Linked DNA regions of Homo sapiens: region 1 is linked to region 2. Evidence: chromatin loops called from intact Hi-C (ENCODE). Cell type or tissue: natural killer cell. All regions are shown on one strand. Each heading gives the region's core, and the rest is flanking DNA. Links, peaks and the distances in the headings are about the cores only.

Region 1 (2,828 bases), core at 198-2,697, 60 kb before region 2:
TTTAATTATAGACAACTTGATATGAAATATTTTATGACAGGCTTGGGTTTCTCTTTTAACCTAGGCACCCTCTGTCTTTTCTTTTTTTTATTATTATACTTTAAGTTTTAGGGTACATGTGCACAACGTGCGGGTTTGTTACATATGTATACATGTGCCATGTTGGTGTGCTGCACCCATTAACTCGTCATTTAGCATTAGATATATCTCCTAATGCTATACCTCCCACCCCCCCCACCCCACAACAGTCCCCGGTGTGTGATGTTCCCCTTCCTGTGTCCATGTGTTCTCATTGTTCAATTCCCACCTATGAGTGAGAACATGCGGTGTTTGGTTTTTTGTCCTTGTGATAGTTTGCTGAGAATGATGTTTCCAGCTTCATCCATGTCCCTACAAAGGACATGAACTCATCATTTTTTCTGGCTGCATAGTATTCCATGGTGTATATGTGCACATTTTCTTAATCCAGTCTATCATTGTTGGACATTTGGGTTGGTTCCAAATCTTTGCTACTGTGAATAGTGCTGCAATAAACATATGTGTGCATGTGTCTTTATAGCAGCATGATTTATAATCCTTTGGGTATATACCCAGTAATGGGCACCCTCTGTCTTAAATAACCATTTATTTTATTTTAAGACAAAAATTTATCATACAAGATTCATTCTCATATAAAATTATTTTCCTTTTAATCTTTCTTGCCAAAAATACCTCTTTATAACATTTTTTACGTTGATTTTATTCACTGATTGCCTTTACCTAATTTTATAAAAAACTTTAAAATAACCTTTGAATTAGACAAAAATTAGTTTTAAGTAAAATCCCAGTTCTTTTTTAAAAAATATTTTCCTATTATTTAAAGAAAATTGGAAATGACCTAGACATTTAATGAATAGCTATTATTTTGCTTAATATAACATTAGATTTTATATTATATGACAAGATTACTTTTAAACATTCCATTACATTTACCTAATTTTTTTTAATAGTTTAACCAGATTACTTATGAAAACTGTGATAGTTATTATTTAAAGTTGTTTCCTTGTTAACCACTTTTATAACCTGTGAATTTCAGGTTTTCCTAAGCAAAAATTTTAAGATTAGATAAGTTATTTTTTTTCCAATAAGTCAGAATTTTGTCGTTTTCATTAACTGAACAATATTAAATGTTTTATTTATTAAATTTTACATAAACGAAGATAACTCTCTTTTAAGCTGCATTCATAGCTTTATAACACTCATGCCAAATTTTGACATCTAGCAGAGACAATGTATGTTAACAATTCTCAAGGCATTTTTTATCCTATTTCACCAATATTTTAAAAAATAGCTTATTTATTAAATATTTACTTAAATCACAGGAACGTTAAAAAGCACTTGGCTTAAAGTCTCTATTTTTCTGGTAATGTATTTGATTTAAGCATTTTAGCCAATTAATTAGAGCTATTTTATACATTTTTAGTAGTGAAACATCATATACATGATACATAAATGCATAGATGTATTAGATACATAGATAGAAGTAAATCTTATATATTCATAAGGCCTCTATTTTTTCTTCCTATTTTAGACTTCCAATTTCCTATTTTATTACCCCAGGCAATTGTCAGCTAGAAGGCCCTTCATTTACATATTAAAGGACTCTTAGGTTAAAAAATAGCATAGTGAAATTTACATCTCAAAATACAGAGAGAAAGTCTGGTGATGCTGGAGGGAGATTAAAGATAGATGTCAAATCCAACATAAATTTGTAGAAATCTATCATAGGATTATAAAAGGAGATCAATTTTATTTAGACAGAGTCTACCTACCTTTTAACTGGATTTCTGAGTTCTGAGCAGAGCCCACACTGAATCCTGGGTCTCCAAAAAGGAAGAATTATTATGAGGCTAGACCATGTGATGCTTTTACAGTGCACTTTAGTTTTTTTGTTTGTTTGTTTTTTAACAAAGACATTTTTGTGTCTAAACTACACTCTTCTTTAAAAACTTGTAAGATACAATGAATTTCTTTGAATTTCTCTTCAAAGGTTCAGCCTGTTAACTTCCTTGTTCTTTGTTCTCAAACTCAACTTTCTTGTTCTCCATGCCTCCTTGCCTCTAGTTACTCTAAACAACCTTCCCATCAGTTTTAATCTATAACTCACATCTGTTCCCTTAGTTACCCGCTCTGCACCTATTCTACCCTTCGAAACCACAAGTCCTACCATTGTAACTCACTCACACATCCCCCTTCCCTTCCTGATTTGGGAAAATATTCACAAGTAGCCAGTCGGGTCAGTTTAGATTGTGCAGTCCAACCCCAGCCCATGGGGGAGTGACACAGAGGTAGGGACCCTGCATTAGACATAAAAACCCCTTCCCTCCTTTATTCATCGTCTCTTATTTATCTATGACCTGGAAGCTCCCTCCCCTCTTTGAGTTGTCCTGCCTTTCCAGATTGAACCAATGTACAATTTACATATATTTATTAATGTCTCATGTCTCCCTAAAATGTATAAAATGAAAATGTGCCCTGAGCACCTTGGGCACGTGTCATCAGGACCTCCTGAGGCTGTGTCACAGGTGTGTCCTTAACCTTAGCAAAATAAACTTTCTAAATTGACTGACAGCTGTCTCAGATATTTTGTGTTAACAATTTGGTGACCACAAAGGGATTCTGAATGGAGGTGTCCTTGACTTTTGACAAATCTCCTATGGGTGCTTGGTACTAGCTTGAAATACTTTTATGGCTCAAACTAATAAAACAATTTGCTGAGGCCTGGGAGCTCCCCTCCCTCCAGAAAATCCCTGATCTCCCAAAATTTGGTTGAGATCTAAAGTTTATTT
Region 2 (2,828 bases), core at 56-2,555:
TTAATTGATATTTGTGCCAATAATATATTCTGTTGGATACCTTGCCTTTTTATATTACTGAAATGTCTCTTATTTTAATGGTTACTCTTGAAGTTTTACCATGCATTCTTAACAAATTATAAACTTGACTTTCTGCCTCAATCATGCAAAATTCTTATAACACCTATAAAACAAACAATCCACTTCAAAACAAACTTTAAAATAAATCACAAAATTGTCATTCTTTTATTTGAAAAATTTGATTAATCTACATGTAATCTACTAGCAACCTCTTTTATTATTTTTCACTTTTATAATCAAGAACTTTTTCTGTCATTTCCCTTCCTCAAATTACATTCTTTAAAACTTGCTTTAGTGAAAGGTTTACTGGTGGTTAGCTGTATTAGTTCTTATCTATATGAAAGTATAGTTGTCATTATTGAAAGATAACTTTCAGGGTACTCAATTCTAGATTAAAAGCTATTTTTCTCCCAGCATTTGATGATATTATTTTATTTTATTTTTCTTTTGGCTTCCGTTGTTGCTGCTGAGATCTCTGCCATAAATCAAATGGTAAGAAAGGAGGTGAAAAAATGGAATGTTCAGGAGTAACTACTGCAAAGCCTATATAAAACCTTTAAATTACTCATATAAAAGACACCCCAGAGACTTGGTTTTGTTCATTTTTGTTTGTTTGTTTGTTTCTGCTTATTAAAAAGACGGTACTATTAAGTTCTGAAGGGGAAAACAATTCAGATCTTACTCTCTTTAGTAATACTATGTGGTATCCATTTGTTATCATAATTTCATATTTAAGAGTTATTCATCTTTATTAAGTACTCTGGCAGAGGAAAAATGCAAACAAATAAATGAAAAAGCTGGCAATGAACATTTCCTGCTTAATCTTCCAATTAATTTCTAAATTAGGATGCTAACTACCTAGAAACCATCAAGCACCCGCTGGACTTTAAATTTCCTTTATTACTTTCCTGTCTCTACCCTCTGATATATTCAGAGTATCACTGGATATAAACCCCAAACTGCACTATATTTCTAACAGGTTTCTTTCTGAAGACCAATAGCTATGAAATATGCAAAGCATTAAGCCATCCTAGCAGGCAGGAATACAATAAAAGCAGGTAGTTTTTATTCATCTTTTGTGCTGGGTATGTTTGTGAAAAATCAAATTATTTTCCCTCTAGGGTACCTTCACTGGGATAGTTAATCTAATTTCTTGCTGCTTTATGCTTTTCTCCTTTCATTTTTTTCTGACTGCTATGTTTAGAGGATTTCAAAAAGTACTTTATGCTGCTGAATATAGGTAGATTTATTGAGGAAGTTACACTGACTAAACTCTCATCTTATTCCTGCTCTTCTCCACATCAAAGGGTCAGGCAAAGGAGAGCTTTTGCTGAAAATCCGCTTTAGTTTCTCCAACTGTTAAATTATTTACCACTTTTGTTTTTGTAGAAAATATTTTGATAGAAATGAAAGCCTCAGCAATGATGTGTGATTAATTTCTAAAGTTCACATGTTGACTGGCAAGAGATACAATATGAGGATGATTCTACAGAAGTCACCTTTTGAAGAAAAAATATATGCTGTATTAAGAATCCCATTAAACATGATTTGTTGTGACATAGATCCAAGAATACTGTAGGTCATATCTCGACCTCTTATAATTTACTGGACACAGTCAAAATATCAGAGAATATAGCTAGTTTCTTCCTTCAATATTAACTTTAGAAATAATTACCTTATGTTACACTTTCTAATCCTCTATAGTATGAGAAATCAACAAATTTAAATGTGGCATTAATTTTTCGTCTATACTCAGACTCTGTCTCTATCAAATCATTTATTTTTTCCTGTGAATTATTAGCTATTTTAGCTCTACTTTGAATAAATTCCTGATCGCAGGGCTCAAAAAAGGGTTTTTGAATCACTAATTATCAGGGAAATAAAAATCAAATCCCCAGTAAAATGTCACCTCACTCAGAATAGCCATTATAAAAAAAAAAAAACACCAAACGCTGACATAGATTCAGAAAAATGGGAACCTTTATTTTTGGTGGGAATGTAAATGAGTACAATCATTTTTTTTTTTTTTTTTTTTTTTGAGACAGAATCTCACTGTGTCACCCAGGCTGGAGTGGGCTGACTGCAATCTCTACCTGCCGGGTTCAAGCGATTCTCGTGCTTCAGCCTCCCAAGCAGCTGGGATTACAGGGGTGTGCCACCATACCTGAGCCTCCATAAGTGCTGGGATTACAGGCATGAGTCATCATGCCCAGCCAGATAAAAAGTTATTAATAAGCTCTGGTGTTCTATTGCCTAGTAGGGTTACTATAGTTAACAATATTGCGTATTTCAAAATAGCCAAAAGAGAAGATTTTGAATGTTCTCACCATAAAGAAATGATAAATATTAAAGGTGATAAATATGCTAAATACACAGAGTGGTTACATGTATGAAAGCATCACAGCGTACCCTATAAATATGTTCAATTATGTGTCAATTAACAGTAAGAAAAAACAAATAAAATAGAGTTTTGTCCAGGTGCAAGGGCTCCTGTAATCCCAGCACTTTGGAAGGTCAAGGCAGGCAGATTGCTTGAGGCCAGAAGTTTGAGACCAACCTGGGCAACACTGCAAGACCCATGTTTGTTTAAAAACAAACAATGAAACAAAAACATGGTTTTTGAGACTCAGTTTTTGCTTGTTTTCTGTTTTCTCTTTTGTTCTTATGGATATAGCATAATTGACTTGGTAGGCAACAGTGAAAAGAAGAGCAAAAAAGACATGAAGCCAGGTTTCTAAGTGCAGGTCTACTATCAACTATAGGAAGTT

What was found. A loop is a pair of places that touch in the nucleus more often than their neighbours do. Peaks named below come from ENCODE experiments on the same cell type or tissue, not always from the same donor. Only the 100,000 strongest peaks of a DNase experiment are listed, where the experiment ranks them.
Region 1: a loop joins it to region 2, with 7 times the contacts of the local background. A loop is called at or near these places in 2 of 110 quality-filtered maps.

The regions. Positions count from the first base shown.
Region 1 is chrX:88,983,746-88,986,573 of GRCh38, reverse strand. LOC107985653 (a long non-coding RNA gene) reads right to left here and starts at 1,860. Exons shown (of 3, transcript XR_001755987.1): 1 at 1,812-1,860. In natural killer cell, for the core only: no CTCF peak of the experiment used is centred there; no DNase peak of the experiment used is centred there.
Region 2 is chrX:88,923,694-88,926,521 of GRCh38, reverse strand. No RefSeq gene overlaps it. Among named protein-coding and RNA genes, the nearest start is that of CPXCR1, 180 kb to the right of the region's middle. In natural killer cell, for the core only: no CTCF peak of the experiment used is centred there; no DNase peak of the experiment used is centred there.